Linked DNA regions of Homo sapiens: region 2 is linked to region 1. A link is a loop called in an ENCODE intact Hi-C map of the cell type or tissue named here. Cell type or tissue: HCT116. All regions are shown on one strand. Links, peaks and the distances in the headings refer to the core of each region. The heading gives the core; the rest is flanking DNA.

What was found. Hi-C counts contacts between places; a loop is a spot of excess contacts. Peaks named below come from ENCODE experiments on the same cell type or tissue, not always from the same donor. Only the 100,000 strongest peaks of a DNase experiment are listed, where the experiment ranks them.
Region 2: a loop joins it to region 1, with 2.3 times the contacts of the local background. A loop is called at or near these places in 1 of 110 quality-filtered maps.

The regions. Positions count from the first base shown.
Region 1 is chr6:53,115,226-53,124,792 of GRCh38, reverse strand. No RefSeq gene overlaps it. Among named protein-coding and RNA genes, the nearest start is that of GCM1, 29 kb to the left of the region's middle. RefSeq lists an enhancer at 4,337-4,836 and a silencer at 4,708-5,002. In HCT116, for the core only: no CTCF peak of the experiment used is centred there; a DNase peak (open chromatin) is centred at 4,472.
Region 2 is chr6:53,700,569-53,710,135 of GRCh38, reverse strand. No RefSeq gene overlaps it. Among named protein-coding and RNA genes, the nearest start is that of KLHL31, 40 kb to the right of the region's middle. In HCT116, for the core only: no CTCF peak of the experiment used is centred there; no DNase peak of the experiment used is centred there.

The DNA of each region.
Region 1 (9,567 bases), core at 2,070-7,069:
CCAGCCTGACCAACATGGAGAAACCCCGTCTCTACTAAAAATACAAAATTAGCCGGACGTGCTGGCACATGCCTGTAATCCCAGCTACTCAGGAGGCTGAGGCAGGAGAATCACTTGAACAGGGGAGGTGGAGGTTGCGGTGAGCCGAGATTGCGCCATTGCGCTTCAGGCTGGGCAACAAGAGCGAAACTCCGTCTCAAAACGAAAAACAAACAAACAAAAAACTCCACTCATTTTACAGAGTTTTGAACACTGTACATGTGGTCATTGTATACAATGAAACCTCACCAAAATCAAGATATAGAACATGGCAGTTCCCCTGAAAAGTCCTGCTGTGCCTTTTGCAGTCAATTCCCTCTGGGATCCCCAGCCCCCAGCAACTCCTGGAGCCTTTTATCTCTGAACAAGTGTGGGCAGGCTGCTGTCTGATCCTGTTGCTCCTTCATCTTTGGGCTTACTTTCCTCCCCTCTTGATTGGGTTCATGTCTTTCTTATTCTGGGTGTATTTCATCATTTTGGTAGAGCACACACCCTACTAGTTCTCTAAGAAAAGATCCATGGGAGATACATTTTTGGAGCACTTGAATGCCTGGAAATGTCTTAATCACATACTTGGTTTTTGTTTTTGTTCTTTGACTTGGCACAGAGTTTACCTGAGATTAGAAATGCAGGTTGAAAGTAATTTTCATACAAAATGGCCAGGTGCAGCGGCTCACGCCTGTAATCCCAGCACTTTGGGAGGGCAAGGTGGGTGGATCACCTGAGGTCAGGAGTTCGAGACCAGCCTGGCCAACATGGTGAAACCCCGTCTCTACTAAAAATACAAAAACAAAATTAGCCAGGTGTAGTGGCGCATGCCTGTAGGCCCAGCTACTGGGGAGGCTGAGGCAGGAGAATCACTTGAACCTGGGAGGTAGAGGTTGCAGTGAGCCGAGATCGCTCCGTTGCACTCAAGCCTGGGGTACAAGGGCAAAACTCTGTCCAAAAAAAAGAAAAAAGGCTGGGCGCAGTGGCTCATGCCTGCCTGTAATCCCAGCAATTTGGGAGGCCGAGGCAGGTGAATCACAAGGTCAGGAGTTTGAGACCAGCCTGGCCAATGTGGTCAAACGCCATCTCTACTAAAAATACAAAAAAAGAAATTAGCTAGGTGTGGTGGCCCATGCCTGTGGTCCCAGCTGCTCGGGAGGCTGAGGCAGAAGAATCGCTTGAACCTGGGAGGCAGAGGTTGCAGTGAGCCAAGATCGTGCCACTGCACTCCAGCCCGGGCAACAGAGTGAGACTGTCTCAAAAAAGTTCAAAAATCTGAAGTTACTGGTCCACTGTCCTCTAGTATTCAGAGCTGCTGTTGAGAAGTCTGGATATCATTTAGATTTCTGGTCCTTTGAACATGGCCTGCTTTTTCTCTCTAGGAGCTTTCAGATAGTTTAATTATTTCTCGTTACTTGAAATTTCATGACAATAAGGCTTGAATGGGCCTTTTCATTTTTTATTCATTGTATAAGGCCCTGAGGCTTTTTTTTTTTTTTTTTGAGACAGTCTCGCTCTGTCGCCCAGGCTGGAGGGCAGTGGCATGATCTCGGCTCACTGCAACCTCTGCCTCCCAGGTTCAAGCAATTCTTCTGCTTCAGCATCCTGAGCAGATGGGACCACAGGCGCCCGCCACCACGTCTGGCTAATTTTTTGTATTTTTAGTAGAGACGGGGTTTCACTGTCTTAGCCAGGATGGTCTCCATCTCCTGACCTTGTGATCCACCTGCCTCAGCCTCCCAAGGTGCTGGGATTACTGGCATGAGCCACCGCGCCCGGCCAGTGGCTTTTAATATAATCATTCATATTTTTTATTTCTTGGATATGTTCTTATATTTTTCAAAAATTTTTTTCTTTCTTTTTTCCGGTTGTCTTTTTGGAACTTTTTTCAGATGAGTATTGCATTCAACAAATTTTCACGGAGCACCTAAGAATGCTCTCATCCTGGGTGCTGTGCTTATGTGGGCTGCTCTGCCAGGCAAAACGGCATCTGCTCTGTTTAGTGAGCATTGACTGAGGGCAAGAAAGACACTTGGGCCTAGAAAATGTTACAGGATATTACATTGAATCCTGAGTGTAAGGATTCAAACCTGTTAAGGTTAAGATAAAATACAAATAGAAAAATGTGAAAGGGGTTGGGCATGGTGGCTCACTCCTGTAATCCCAGCACTTTGGGAGGCCAAGGTGGGTGGCTTACTTGAGGTCAGGGCTTTGAGACCAGCCTGGCCAACATAGTGAAACCCCATCTCTACTAAAAAGACAAAAATTAGCCAGGCATGGTGGCTCATGCTTGTAATCCCAGCTACTTGGGAGGCTGAAGCAGGAGAATTGATTGAACCCGAGAGGTGGAGATTGTAGAGAGTTGAGATCGTGCCACTGCACTCCATCCTGGGCAATAGAGCGAGACTCTGTCTCAAAAAAAGAAAAGAGAAAAGGAAATAAAAAATATGAAAGGCAAACAAAATGGGAACATGGATATTACTACAGCACTAAAATGTATTATATTTGATACTGTCTTGATTTGTATGTGTAAATCATTTCCTGTTTAGCACCTGGCTCAATGCCAGGCTCCTAGAGATGCTCAGTGTGCATAACTGCCTCAGAATGGCCCAAATGTAAAGAAGTATCAAAGGCCAATCAAAAGTTGGGCTGGGCACAGTGGCTCACACCTGTGATCCCAGCACTTTGGGAGGCCAAGGCGGGTGGATCACTTGAGGTCAGGAGTTCGAGACCAACCTGGCCAACATGGAGAAACCCCGTCTCTACTAAAAATACAAAAATTAGCTGGGAGTAGTGGTGTGCACCTGTAGTCTCAGCTACTTGGGAGGCTGGGAAGGAGAATCACTTGAACCCAGGAGGTGGAGGTTGCAGTGAGGTGAGATTGTGCCACTGCACTCCAGCAAGCCTGGGTGACAGAGCGAGACTCCATCTCAAACAACAACAACAACAACAAACCACTGTTGGGACTATTATTCTGATCTTAATAAAAACGTAGTATGAATAAAATATCCAAAGTAGGGACTTGTTTCACTGCCTATTTAGTATAAAAAGTCATTTATTATTTAGCTTAAGGTGGCAGACCAAATGTATGCCTTTGCTGGAGATCTTAAATGTCAGTAATGAAGTATAAAAAAATGAGCCAAGAGAACATAAGGGGGATAATGAGTGCATCAGAAACGTCGACAAATTTCTGGGAGATGGGAAGTGGATGAAGTGTATATTGATGTACAATGAGGAGCCCCAGAGAAGTGAAATGGAAAGGCAGGACCCTGGAAAGGCTGCGGGCTGATGTCACTGAGCTGAAGGGTAGGAATGAGGAGAGATGGGCACCGGAAACAGGACCAATACTTGAAAGTCTTTCTGCAGATCAACTGCTACCAGTTAGGACTTCACCCAAACATGCATCCCAGGGAATACAAACAGTTAAAAAATAATAAAAATACTAAAAGTAAGACTTGCCTCAAGAGAAATTGAATTAACTATTCTAGGGGAACTGAGGCTTCAACTTGGGTACTTGTTCCCGAGAATAAAGTATTTTGTATTGTTGCATTTTGGAGGTGAAGGTCTAAAGGCACTCTGAAGTGAAGGCTGTCTGACATTTGATCTTGATGCTGGAAACTTTAAAGCCACAGATAAGAAAAGATGGCCCTTGCTGCTATGTAGCTGTGTCCTAAGCCACTTGTGTAGACATAATTATTGGGTTCCAACTTTTTAATTAACTGCAGATAAAATACAAAAGACCCCATAATAGTTCCAGCACAGAATGTCACTGTGGTAAAGATGTAGTTGACAGAGGCAAAAGAGAAAAAAAGTGGAAGAAGATTTGGGTAGGGTCAACACATTTTTGTGTGGGAGGGTATCCAGAGACACTGGCTAAGGATGGAATAATAAACAGTGATTTAATGTTTCTTTAAGTTGCAAAGATGTCTAGTAGAGGCATGGAGAATAATCATACAACAGCATATGACTGCAAAACGTCAAGAAGAAGAAGGTAGAGACAGGGAAAGGAGCAAAAACACAAGTGAGGTAAACCCCATTTTTCATCCTGGGCAATCAATAGAGATCCAGATTTGATACATTAAGAAACTGAGGAATAAGCATGTGATTTAGAATGATCAGGGTTACCTCAGAAAAACCAAAGTCAGAAAAGGTTTAAATTTGCCATGTCTTGGGGAGCATTGGGGGAGGGGCAATAATTTTTAGCATAAACTCTGTGTGTACTATCGTATTTTTTTACCACGTACAAATGATTTTGATCCAAAAATGAAATAAAAATCACTAGATGGACTTATCTTAATGTAAACTGGTCACACATATTTTTAATAGCTTATGTTGTTAGTTGCATATGATTAGTAATATTTGTGGAGGTTGTTTTGTTTTGTTTTGGTAGAAACAGGGGTCTCCCGTGTTGCTCATGCTGGTCTCAAACTCCTGGGCTCAAGGGAGGCTCCCGCCTCAGCCTCCCAAAGCACTGGGATTACAGGCATGAGTCACCACGGCCAGCCACCGTTTGTGTTTACATATAAATAGTAACAGCTGTGCTACTATTCAGTATTTTTCTACAAACAACTACTGACATATTAGCTGATCCCAAGGACACTAATGGCCCTCCATTTAGGGGAGTGCTTTCCTGTTCACTTGTGGGTACTATTTAATTAGGAAATGTGTAAATGAAGAGGACTAAGCTCAGACAGGCAAGGGAGAAGATATTCCTGGCCTTGTCAATGGAGTAGGATAGGGGTGAAGGCAATTGGCTGAGGTGCTGCCAGACTGTATGTGGCCTTGACCCCAGATGGCACCTTAACAGTCATTGCTTTTGTCCACCTGTCTCTGCCATGGAGTCCACAAGGAGGGGTCACAGCTAAGCTGGACTTAGACATCTGGGCTGGGTTGGTAGGTGGAAATGCTGTCTTTGTGGCCAAATGGGTCCTTCCAACCTCCTGGGATGAGTGAGAGAGAGAGAGAGACCTTCAAAAGTAGGGAGAGGGGAGGACTGGGGGAGAAACAGTGGAAACTAAACAATTTAATGTCACGATGAAGGGGAAAAAAAATGGGACAAATTTTAAAAGCAGAACCAACTTCTAAACTTTAATTCTGATGTTCAAAACAGAAAGAATAAAGTTCAGATTCTGACTAGAGTCCCACCCTTAAATTTAGAGCATTGTCCTGGGAAGACAGAATGTGGCAGGCCCTGGGTGATTTTAGTGGTTTATTTGCTCATTCTGCAAATATTTACATAGAAGCCACTTCCACAACAGTTTTTTCTGACCAGGAGAGAAGACACATCCCCATAGAGTTCTTTTCCTAGCTATTTTTTGCCTTGCCAGGAAAAAGTGATTTTGGAATCTAAACATTTCCTGCTAAGCCTTGGGATTTTTGATTTGTCACAGAGCACCTGTGTTCCTTTTGGTTTAAAATAAAATGATATTTGGATTGTAATCTAAAGACATAAGATTTTGGGAGCTGATGGAGGGTAAGATTTAAAAGCCTGAGTGTTCTTGTTTCTTCACCTTCCCTTTGTGGGACTTCATGCCAGCATTTTTCTCTTTGTGAGTACTACAAAAACAGAATTGCTATCCTCTTCTCTGAGGATAGTAAATCACTTGTATCTAGTTCCCTGTCAGTCCAGAATCTTCACATGCCCTCGATAGACCAGGATTGTTTTTTTCCAGGCTGTTTGGACCCATTGGTATTCGCTCTGAACATAAGAGAGATGGAGAACATTCATTTGGGGAACTCAAGTCCCCGAGCTTTTGAAACTCCGTTTTGAGATGCTGAACGTTTTTTATGGCAGTTGGGACAGGAGGTTAAATATTCTAATACTTTTTTATTGAGAGTGTGGAGTGTGGCAGACATTGTGCCAAATGCTTTATATAGTTATTTAATCCTTACAATGATGACGAAGAACATGTTGTTTTCCTCACTTAACAAACAAGGAAACTGAGCTGTGAGATACAAGGAGGTAACTTACAAGGATGCCTAAGAGATAGTATGAGTAATGGTTAGTGAAGAGTACGAGCCTTCAAACCAGGCAATACTGCCTCGTGTATGTGTGTTTGAGTGGGCGGATGGGGTACCCAGACACCTTTCTTTTCAATTTTGGGAAAATTTTTCAAGGCAGTCTTTGCTTGAAGAGGAAATGGCAGGGGTATTTGCTGCTGCAAGTAATTGTGCTCAAGGCTAGCCTAGAGGCCAGGCACAGTGGCTCACACCTGTAATTTCAGCACTTTGGGAGGTCAGGCAGGAGAATTGCCTGAGGACAGCAGTTAGAGACCAGCCCAGGCAACATAGGAGGACACTTTCTCTACAAAAAATCAAAAAGTAGCCTGGTGTGGTGGCACACTAGGTGAAGAATGGCTTGAGTTCAACAGTCTGAGGCTGCAGCGAGCTATGATTGTGTGACTGCACTTTAGCCTGGGCAATAGACCAGTATCTGGGCAATAGAGCATACATATATATATATATATATATATATACACACACATAAGAGCATATACATATATATATACACAATAGAGCATATATATATATATATATATATATATATATATATATATATATATACATGAGAGCATATAAAACATATATATATATATATATAAAGGGCTAGCCTGGAATACATTCGTGTGAATCACGTAAGTTTATTTTTGATATCCTACTTCAGTATCCCTTTTGAACTCTTTTCAGGATATTCAACCTTATAATCACAGAAATGCAAGGGAAAACTACATTAAGATTCTTTTTTCACCTCCCAGATTAGCAACAATCCAAGATTTTGACCATACAGCCTGGTGGCCAGGTACTCTAATATACATTGATGGTGAGGGTATTCACTGGTACAACCACTGGCCTCCTATCTTCTTTCAAAATTCTTTTCATGGCTGGTCACAGTGGCTCACACCTGTAACCCCACAACTTTGGGAGGCTGAGGAAGGAAGATCGCTTGAGGCCAGGAGCTCGAGACCAGCCTGGCCAGCATGGCGAAACCCCATCTCTACTAAAATAAAAAAAAAAAAATAGCCAGGCATGGTGGCATGCGGCTGCAATCCCAGCTACTGGGGAGGCTGAGGTAGTAGAATCTCTTGAGCCCAGGAGGCAGAGGTTTCAGTGAGCCAAGATCACGCCACTGCACTCCACCCTGAGTGACAGAGCAAGACTCCGTCTCAAAAAATAAAAAATAAAAAAATTCTTTTCACAAGCACAGTCCCCATCTGTGTTCTCTTGGAGCCAATCTAGGTGTGTCCTTTCCTTAGGACCCCGGAACCTTCCCCACAGGGTTGTGTGAGAACTACCCTCCACTTCTGTGAAAACTATCCTCTCTGTTCAGTTTTCTGCTAAAGGTCAGAACGAGTTACCCTTGAAAGATTTAATGACTGTATCCTAGTAGGGGCCCTTGTGGGACAACAATTTGGGCCTGGAGGGACTTGGATGGAAAGTCTACCTTAGCAGGATGCTGAGATATGCTAGGACCGGGGGGTGCTTTATGGGCACTCCATCACACTGGCCCTGCTTATTTTCTAGCTAGTGGTTCACATTTACTAAGCATCTACTACATGCCAGGTTCTGTTTTAAGGACTGTATATTCATTAACCCAGTTAAGATTTACAGTAACACTATGAGGCTAGTGCTAGTATCATCACTCCCATTGTACAAGTGATAAACTGTGGCTCAGAAAGAACTAATATTCCCAGGAGCATTTAGTTCACAGTTTGACAAAGCCAGGATTTGGACCCAGGTAGTTGTGTTCAAAGCTGACGTTCCCTCAAAGCTCAATGATGTCCAAAACCTTTGGAAGGGGGAGGAATTGCTCATGCGTAAAGGAGAAGTGCATACCTCCAACAATTGCTCTGACACCATTAGGGTGTAAAGCATCAGCACTTGGCTACCTCACCACCTGCTCCTAGTCACCAGTACTCAGCAATCTCTCCTAGAATAGGGGCAGACCCTCTCCTTTTCACACACAACTGTTCCCAGGGGAGTCCCACTGCAGAGATGCTTGGGCCGGAAGACCCAAGTCTGTGGCAAGAGTGGTGTCTGGGGTGTGCTGCCCTCAGAGTTTCTTTGAGGATCTGGGTCTCGGTGCTGAGTCTGGCCTTTCCACCATACTCCTTAGCAGTCATGGAGTTTTCCCCCTAGGATCCCCACTCTTCCTCCTTATAGCCTCACTTCCTGCAATCCTCCCCCACCCTTCTCAAGTCCCTCATTCATATTTGTACACACCTTTATCCTAGCCATGGAAGGATTTGATTTCACTCTTGTAGAGCTCCTGACCAACTGCAGGGCTCCCTGGCTCAAGAAGCCGAAAAAAGATGGACTGCTACATAGCAGGTGGAGTAGACTTCAGGGTAACTACCAAGTGACTAACTGTAACTGACATTCAAGCAGGTAAGCCTGAGGCACACCTGGGTTACACCTGTCACACAGTGCTTAGGGACTCAGACACTGTGGCCAGGTATGTGCTCACAACATCCAGTGACACTTACCTAGGTCCCACCATTAGGGCCCAGCAAAGCCCCCTCTGTAATACTTGGAAATAAGAATTCTTTACATTCCGTGGTATCCCCAAGGTTCCAATAAACACATACATTTGCATATCAGTTGTCACTCTGTCTCCCTCTGCCTGTTTAATCTACTAGAGTTGTGGTATCTCTGGCTGGATTTTATTGCTTCTGTAGTAGCAGAAGGCGCCAGGGCTTAGGATAGAGACATGGCACTCTGGGCTGAGGTAAAGAAATCTGGGCCTAGATGTGGAAACATGCTTTGCATGAGCAGAGGTCAACGGCTGACTTTAAATGATAGCTTTCATAGAAATGCTTGCCATTTCTTAGAAACCATCAAAGCTTGGCATTGTTTGTGTCACTAAGAAATTGTAAACAAAACACAATTTGAACCTGTCTCTCTCTCTCTGGCTTCTGGTTTCCCTTGGCTGGGCCACATCATCACAATGTTGATGAGATGTGGGCCACAGCTTGCTTTGGGCTACTGACTCTGAAAGATGCTGCCAAGAAACCTACAAAATGCTGGCCATGAAGACTGAGATCTCAAGCCTCACCTCACAAAATAAAGCCCATTTAGGAAGGCAGACAGAGTGGTGAGAAGGTCAGGTTTGGGTAAAAGGAGCACATGAGGATTGAGGATGGAACAAACAATCTCGGAAATGTCATTCACTGCTGACTCAGGAGTGTGATATCAACATCATGAACTAGAAAGGGCATAGGATTAAGTGCCAGGAGATTTTGTAGGGGAGGGAAAAAACTTTTTTCTCTATGCTTTTCAATTCTGCAGCTGTGGCCCTGGAAATTAAATTGACAAAAGCCATAATTACAGGAGAAAAAAGTTTATTTCATGGGCATGTAAGGTACCTCAGAGAAATGAAATGAAAATCCCAAAGACATAGTCAGAGTTGGAGGTGTATATACCATTTTAACAAAGGGCGATGAATTTCTGGAGAACTAACAAGACAAATGAAAAGGCAGTTGAGCTTCTAGAGGCAGGAAGTTGTGAGAAGGTAAATATATGGGGAAGCTAATGGAAGGTAAG
Region 2 (9,567 bases), core at 2,221-7,220, 590 kb before region 1:
TAAAAGTTGATATGTAAAAATATGTAACACCTCTGTAAGTATGTGTTTGTAGATAATCATTCTGTGTTCTGTATCTGATAATTTCAATATCTGAAATTCTGTGGGGATCTAGAACCGCTTTTTGTGATTTCTGCTACTATTAATAAGTCTCACTCATGATAACATGTTTCTTAAAGCATTTTGGAATCTTTTCATTATAAGCTCATATTTTGGTAACCTGTGGGACCTTGATTGAAGATACTTCTCTCCAGGGAGGATAAACATGTGTACCACGGGTGCCACTCTCTTGGGGTCATTTCCACTCCAGATGTGGCCGTATCCCTGACTGAGTTGGTGCTGTGAAGTAGAATCCCACGTCCTTGAAAGAGCATACCTACAATTATAGATTCTTAGGGAGGAAATTATTATTATTGTTAACATCATTTTTTTCTATGAATAGTTTTCTCTTTTGGTGGCTTTAGCTGAAGGCAGATTTTCCCCAGCCTTTTTACTGAGACTGTGACCTCTGCAAATAACCTGTTTGTGGGGTAGGGGGTGGAGGGGGTTTCAGGTTTAGCTCCTCCTCCATTTTGTGTAGACCCAAGGCTTACCCTTCCCGTTCCCCTCCCCATGGTCCTTAATCCCCATTGTTCTAATTCTGGGCCAGTGTTTTCACCCAAACTTGAAATACACGTATATTCCCAAAAATAAACACCTTATATTCTGTTGTTTTACTCATACATGAAAAAAAATGGCTTATGGGGGCGGGGGGAGGGGAGTTGGGGGAAGAGACAGGCAATTCAATCAACACAACTCCATACGCTGGGAATTAGTAAAATTCTAAGTCTTACAAAAATATTAGCAATTAGAACCACATATTATATGCCCAGCAAATAAATACTACAGTAAATACAGGGCTTTAACTGAAGCAAAGGTGTAAGTAGCTTGATGGAAGAAGATAAGAAGGACTTGTGGATAAGAAAGGCTGAGTCTACAGTGCAAGGAGAGAGGACAGGGACATTCTCAGAGGTTGCCAGTGGAGAGCAGGTGCAGGCTCTGTGTGAAATGCATTGGTACCAGAGGTGGATGCTCTGGTTTTATTTTGCACAAAGATTAAGGAGACTCATGCAGTTAGGATTTTTAGACAGAACAAACAACCAGACTGAGCTCAGAGTGTAAATTTGGGGTTGAATGCATTTCATGTACACTATGGTGTTCCTCCATAGCTGTGCCAGTGGAAATTGCTAATGCATGCAGCACAAAGCAGTCACTTTCTGGAGGGGAAACTGTGTATAAGCCAATGAGATTTCTATATTTTACTGACACTTTTCTGTTGATAGACATTGAGATGACTCAAAGGCAGGAAACATGCACTATAGCCCAACAGGCCAGCCTTGCATCGGCTCTCAGGACAGCCCTGGCTTCCATGCTAGCTTCTGATTTGTTTTTTATCTGAAATTTGTTGTCCTTAGGGATTGCCTTAATACCTTGGAAGTTCAGCAATGCATTGAAATATATGTTTGCTGGAATTTATCCTTCATGTGGCTGTTTTTAGCGGAATGGCATTTTCAGGACATCTGGTCCTTTCATCCTGTTTTCTGGTTTCTCCAGCCTGTTCTACACTCAGCCCTCTGTTTTCTGGGAGGTCTCTGGGCCTGGGAGATGTGAGGCTTGGTTAGTTCACTGAAAAGCGTTCAGACAACAGTGGCCTTAAAATAACCACAGAACCAAAGCAATGATGATAAGGAACACTGGGAAACAAAGGAATTTGTTTTGAAGGCAAGAACTCCCCAGCATAAAGGGCCAACATCCCTTCTCTGAGAAAAGGTAAGACTGAAATGACATGTCACGTGTTTCAAAGACAATTTCATAGATTGCAGTACAGCATCATATTGCAGCAGGAAGTCATGGAACATGGTATTGGCTACATTATGGATTGCCTCCATATTGAGCAGAAGCTAAGATCAGAACCACATGGAACACTCACTTGCATTAATTAATTAATGAAAGTAATACCAGAAGGTACAAGGAGGCCTCAGCAAAGCCATGAGACTCCAAGACGGCCACTGGAGTCTGGATTGAGCCTGCCCAACTCAGGTCACATCAGCACTTCACCCTCATTCACTTTACTGTCCTCAAGGAAAAAATAATCATCTCTGCCTCCAGTGACAGGACAGTCAACACACACCTGACCTTTTCTGGTAAAGTAAATTCTTGCCAGTGACTTGCTGTGGCTTTAATGATAGTTTGCTTCCTAAAAATGGTTAACTATTTCCCTGATTCCAGTTTTCAGGTTTACAGAGTAGATAGAAAACCACGAGATGGCAGTTCACATTTATTGTGATCAATATAATATTGACCCTACTCCAAGAGGTGGAAATTGTGGTTTTGTATCATATTACTTAAAGTCCAAACAATTAAATCTTGTTGGACTTTCTGGATCATAAATGAGAGCCTGTGTAGGAGGAATTTATTGTGAAAACAAACATTCCCTGCAACTCCAAATCTCTCTCTCTCTTGTTAAGATTAGTGAAATGTAACAACACTATTTCCAGTGAAGATTTCACCAAAAACAACCAGTTAGATGAGAATCATGCGTTACTCACATGGCATGTCAAGATGATAAACTACATTATATAACTTTAAAAAAAGAATGAATTATAAAGTTGTCTTCCTGATAAGAGCTGCACAGCATTCTGGAGAACACTTTGGCTGTACTTAGAAAAAGTCTGTGGATCCCACGCTCATCAGTATCATTGGCATCAGGGTGGGATGAGCTGCTTTGACAGTGGGCCTGGTCAAGAGACGGTGAGACAGACACCAGAGAGGCGACCGGTGCCTGGCCGTGGCCTCGGGAAGCCGAATAGCCCTAGCCACTCCCTGGGGTCAGCACGCTGACTAGGGCAGCCACAGGAGGTGTTCTCAGTCGTGGGGCGGCCTGAGGATGGCACAGGCTTCTGGAGAGACCATGTACATCCCTTCAAGTGTTCTGCCTGTCTCTCTAGGATACATCTGGACTTTTGGTGAAATCTAGGAACATCTGAAGCCCAACCTAAATAACACTTAAGCTGGAACCCAAACTACTGTCTTTCCAATGCACAAATAAAACACACACACACACACACACACACACACACACACACACACACAGTTTTTTATTGTAGAAATATCACAAGGGAAATATAACTCAGGTATCAACTGAGATCTCCCCACTTGCAAACATGGGGAAATTTCCTAGAACCTCCACTTTCAGAGCTTATGGAAGTCCCAATTCTGGTGCTGGTTGCTTTTCATTCTCCATCCTTCCCTGCCTTGCTCTGCACCCAGAGGATGACTTTGCAGGTTGCATCAGTTGAGCTCCTTTGCCTTCTGGCTTCTGAGTTGGGTTTGGCTAATGGAAGCACCTGCAGGGTATCAGATGCTGGACAGGGAAACAGGAAGAGATATTTATTTCCTGTACTTCCTCACTGCCTTGCCATGGCTCCAGCAGAAGCACATTCTGCAGTCATGGCTCTTGGAAGGCAGCCTCGCTTCCAAGATTCCAAGCTCTCTATGGACTTAGGTAACACAGTTATTGCCCCTTACCCCTCAAGGGCTAGGATTGTAAAGGCTTCTCTCTATTGCTATTTGCTGGATGCTTCACCTTCCCTCACTGTTTCCCTTAATGCCCCACCCTACCTCCATCTTCTTCATTAAACACTTCTTGGTTAAACCCTCTGAGGGTGTCAACTTTTCCTCTTGGTATCCTGATGAATATATACACCTTCCCATAGATTTCTTTGGACTCCTAAAGGTCTTATTGTCATATATTCATTGTTACCCAGGCATTCCTGCTCCCTCACTTATAGATCTAAAGAATAAGCAGCTTCTCTACTAGTTTCTAAGCGAAGCAAAATTTTAAGAAATCATTCATGAGTTACATTTGCATTCACTGGAAAGCTGAGACAATATGAAGTGGTCACATTACATACCACACAGTCAACAACTTAAAAATCCACATAGATACATCTAGCCTAGTGTATGGGCCATAGATTCTGGAGTTAACTCCATGGACCAAGCTTTACCACTCCCTTGCCACTATGTGATCTTGTGTCAAATTATATATTTTCCTTGGGCCTCAGTTCTCCTCTCCCTTCTTCCCTCCCTTCCTCCTTCCTTCCTTCATTTTTTTCTTCCTTCTTCTCTCCCACCTTTCCTCACTCCCCTATTTCTCTCTCTTTCTTTTGTAAACTGAGGTGGTCATAGCTCTTATCTAGGATTGTGAGGATTAAACAGGTTAGTGATGTACAGTTCTTAGGTGCCTGGCCATATTAAGGACACTGTGTAAAGTATCAGCTATCATTTATTGTATTATTATTATTAGACATTCTCCAAAATCCTTCTCAGCTGGATTTCTTGGTTTCCCTTAGGGCCTATATCAACTTGCAACTTTTGTTTCCCAGCTTTCTCATTCCTGTCTCCTTCCTCTCACTTGTTTTCTTTTGAGCTGCCCCTGGGATGGGTGGAAGAGCAGCAAATGTTTTTTGCCATGGTCCTATCTCTGTAAACAATTTGAGTCAATCAAAATCAGTGTGTCAACCTCATATTGGCTGCTCAATCTCATGCAATTCCACAAAGGAAATACTGTGCTGGACAGCAAGGATGATCCACTTTCCAAGCCTCCCTCCTGGAACTGGGGCCTGGTCCCAGCGACCCTGGAGACTCTGTAAGCACAGTCCTCTGAGCTCCTCAGAGCATCTAGTCAACCCCACAGGTGTAGAGTGTGGGAGAGACAGTCAGAGAGTGCCCCCAAAGAAGAGAAACAGAGACCAGGGCCCAGAGGAAAGAGCCTGGGGCCTCATGCACCTCCTGGTCTGGCCTCAGTGCAGCCCACCCAGAAGTCTCTGCCAACCCATCAATCAGACACCAAAGGATGACTTGGAAGATTTTCGAGGAAATCACCAAAGCTTGGGCTCCTATGAGGTGCAGGGCTGGTCTCCTTGCCCACTTCCTTTTTGATTGCCCCAGGGAGTCTTCTCCCTCTAGAAAGGAGAGTAAGCTAATGTTCTAGTTCCCACTCCCAGGCTTCCTGAGAAAATCAGGTTACTCCACAGACAAAGGTGCCTGCCATTTAGAAGGATCTAATCTCTTTATGAGGCACTTGCAATGATAAATTTTGGACAGAGTCAAGTGAGAAAAAATAAGAAGATGAAGTTGCCTTTAGTTCTACTACCAAGAGCTATCAGCTGGCAACATTCGGGCACATGGAGTGTTCTGCGGCTTGAGCAAACAGGTAGGTCAAGATGTGCAGATATAAAAACTTGTTTGAAGTACGTAAGACAGGACACCCAGTTATATTTGAACTTCAGATAAACAACAAATCATTTTTTATATGAGTATGTCTCATGCAATATTTGGGACATATTTACACTAAAAAACATTAGTTACTTGAAATCCAGATTTAACCAGGTATCCTGTATTTTTATTTTCTAAATATGACAACGCACATTATTACGCGAAAAAAAAAGCAAATTGCCAAATCTTATGCTTATATTGATTCTATTTATGTAAAGAAAAAACTATTCTATACATAAACATGCTTACACACATGCACGCACACTCCCATTGATAAAAAGCCCTGGAAGAATATACACAAAAGTCATGCTTCTTAAGTGTTGAATATAGAAAGGAAAGAAGCTTTCACTTTTCACTTTACACACTTTTTAAATTTTAAGATACTGGGTCTCACTCTTCATCCAGGCTGAAGTGCAGTGGCATGATCATAGCTCGCTACAGCCTTGAACTCCTGGGTTCAAGGGATGCTCCTGCCTTAGCTTCTGGAGTAGCTGGGATTACAGGCATGCATCACCATACCCCGCTAATTTTTTTCTATTTTATTAGATACCAAGGTCTCGCTATATTTTTCAGGCTGGTCTTGAACTCCTGGGCTTAAGGGATCCTCCTGCCTCAGCCTCTTGAGTAGCTGGGATTATAGGCAAGACACTACTCAGCTAGTTTACATACTTCTATGTTATTTACATTTTAAAATTAAGCAGATTTTGTGACAAAGCATTTTAAAAGATGTGATGGATGTAATATGGGAGAATATACTTGTAAAATAAGGAAAAAGCAAAAGGTAAAACTATATACAGTATAATTACATCCATAATTATTAAATATCCTATGTAAGAATATACACTAAAAAAAATTAACTGATTCTTGACATGGTGCTAGGGGCTTCCACATATAATGTCAGTCCACTCAAATGGTACGTATTTGATTCTGCTGTTTGACTTACTTACTGCTCGTTTAGGTTATCTCCAATTTACTGAGAGAAGGGAAGATTGAAAGCCCACAGAAAAGATAGAAACTCCTAAGTAAGGCCTTAGGCTGTGAGCTCATGGATCAAGTCCAGGCTGGCATTATGCATTGGGCTAATGCTCAGTTTTTACCGTGGTAATACCAAGAGTCCCCGGGAGGTAAATGTCCCCAGAAGAGTTGGAAAAATTGAAGACTCCTGACACTATTTTAAAGGCCTGTGGTTTATTCTGAAAACTTAAAATTGTGTCTCTAAGGTACCGAGGACTTTGCTATATGTGTAATCTAGTGTTGAGAACACGCTATTGGTATTTCTCACCTTTGCTTCTAAGGCTTATTATGACGGGTTTACATTTACCCAATTCATGGCTGGGTGTCACCTTTAGAGATTAAATTAAATGCATACAATTGTCATGGCCTTTTGGTAAACATCACACCCCAAAACTTCTCCAAATTTTATGTTTCTATCCCACTTGATAACATACTTTCATTTTTGAATCCTCCAATCTCCTGCACCTCAAAATAGTCTATCAGGCAAACCATTTGTTCCCTTCAATTCTATTTTTAAAATGGCTTTCCTTTGGACAGGGCCATTAGAGCAGCTGCAAGAGCTGATGTTCGTTCATGCATGACAAAAAGTCCTCACATGTGAGGGACACCAAGGCCCTCCCTGAGCCACTCTGAATGCATCCCTAAGCTGGTGAGCCCTGCTGGTAGAGAGATGGAGGGTCCCCTCTCCACCAACTGGTGCCAGATTTAGAAATATTTACAATAAATTTGTGGGCATAAAAAAGGAAGAAGAATAATTTACAGCAGTTAATATTAAAAATTACCTTTTAATGACATATTATATGAGAATATTAAAGACTTAATAGAAGTGAAGAATTTGTTTATGCTTGTGTTAGATTTTAATTAAAAGGGATTCAAATATGGATCCCACTCTTAGGAAGTTGATAGGCTGAGGCACAGAGCAAGTGATACATGTTATGTGTAATACTTAATATTTTTGCATGCTATGTACTCTCACTCTACTAAGCACATTCATCTACTTTATCACATCCTTTTAACCACCCAATGACATAGGTTGCTGGGAAAACAAACAAGGACAGCAAGAATTGGTTACCAGTAGATTAAGTGACACTAAAAAATGTGAAATGTCATTTCATAATTTCCTAGTCCTAGGCTATGTGATCTAATTTTAAACACTAGTTAAAAGGAAGCTCAGGGCAAAGGAGGACGTGTACTCCCCTTGCTGGGTGTTTGGTAACCCAACCTGCACTTCTCTCTTGCCAGCAGCAGCCACAGCAGGCCGCCTGTGCCTCTGAAGTCTATCCACAAGATCCACGACTCTTCTGGGCACTTCCCCCAAATGGCCACAACCAGCAGTGCCAGTTTGAGTTTACAAGGTGAAGGACAGAGGTAAAGGCCGATCTGGAGTTAGGAAAGCAGCTAGTCACCAAAGCTTGCTTCAGAAGAGATCCAACGTTTGGCCCCACTTACAAGCCTATGGTAAGCAATTTTTTAGCCCCAGCTCCATGAAATGAACCATATTTCTTCTTCCCAGAGAGTAACTCAGGCATGGAGGATCTGGCTCACAATATTGTGACCTCAAATTATATTAAAATACATTAGACTCTTGAAGGGCTTTGGAGCAGTGATGCAGCCATCCATATGTCTCCTCATTTTGATGGTAGTGTTTAGATCTTGCCTCCTACATAAACTTGAGAAATAAATTAGGACCAGAGACCCTGCCTTAAGTCCTTGGTGCCTCCCCAAACACATGGCAGTGCTGGGACACAGTGCAAGTTCAATACAGCTTGGCTGAGTCAACCTTAATTGTTAATTCATCGTGGTGCATTCTAATGTTAAGACAGAATTAGAAGACATCCGTGTAGAGAATGTGTTCTATTTATTCTGCCTGGCAGGCAGAGAGTGAAAATTTCCTTTTACACTTTCCCTTCACACTTTCCCCTCCCCCAGAGCCTGCCATCTGTTCTGGAATATCAACATTCATGCAGGGTTACCCCTAGTGAGTCTTTTTAGACAATGTTTTGTCATGAACTATAAGTAGCAATGATCCAGAAGAGAGATTAAAGATGAATTTACTGATTCTCCTCCCTACCCCACCTGAGCAGTACAGTACAGAAATGCAACATTTAGTCATAAAGCTAAGAACCACCCCCAGCAAAGAAGTTCTTGTGAAAAAGTGCAGTATGTAAATTCATAATGCCAGCTTGCATCATTCTTTCAACTACCTGATGATCTTCACCCACCAACAGAATCCACATACATCATGCAGGAAGTGTTTACTGAGCAGCCTCTATGGGCAGGTATGGTGGGGAGCCACAGGATGAGTAAAACACTGACATCCTCCACAGACCTTACAAAAGGCATGGAAGATGAAACATATAATTACAATATAAGCAGGAAGTGATAAAGTGCAGAAAGAAAGATACACATGCAGTGGTATAGGAATTCTTGCAAGAGACCAATTCCTAAGTTTGGGAGCCAGGGAGGATATTTTCGAGGCATTGGAGCTAGGCCTTGAGCAATGGGTAGAATTTCATTATGTACAGTCAGGTCCTGGTAGGGAATAGCAGAAGCAGAAGCATGAAGGTAAGAAATTGCATGAATATTGGCAGGAAATAGTGAATGAGTTATCTGGTTTCCTCAGCATGAGGGTACATCAGGAGGAACAAGAGGAGATAAAGGTGAGACTCCTGTTAGATCAGGAGTCAGATTCTGTTCAATTACAGGCTATACATTTAGACATTATTCCATGGGCATCTTTGTGCACAGTAGTAACATTAGAGCTTTGTTTGAAGAAGTCTGAAGCAAGCCAGGCATGGTTGTGCATGCGTCAAATCCCAGCTACTTGGGAGATTGAGGTGGGAGGATTGCTTCAGCCCAGGAGTTTGAGGCCAGCCTGGGCAACATAGTGAGTTCCTGCCTCAAAAAAAAAAAAAAAAAATCCGAACCAGTATGTGAGCTGATCTCCAGGTATAACTCCATATGGAAGCCAGATGACAAGGAAGCCTTTTGATGCCTTGAGGAGCACCAAACAGGGTGAAGTATAAAGCAATATCTGGAAGAGCGCATGCAAGATGTTTTGCACAGTAGATAGTAGAGCCCAATTTGATAAATGAGCAAACTGAGGCCGAGAGATACTAAGTTGTCTAAAGCTATGTTACTGTCAAATACCAGAGTTAGGATTTGAACCCAGGGCCATCTGAGTCCAAAGCTGTTACTGTCAACCAATATTAGCTTCAGCATCATTGCAGAAATGTTGAT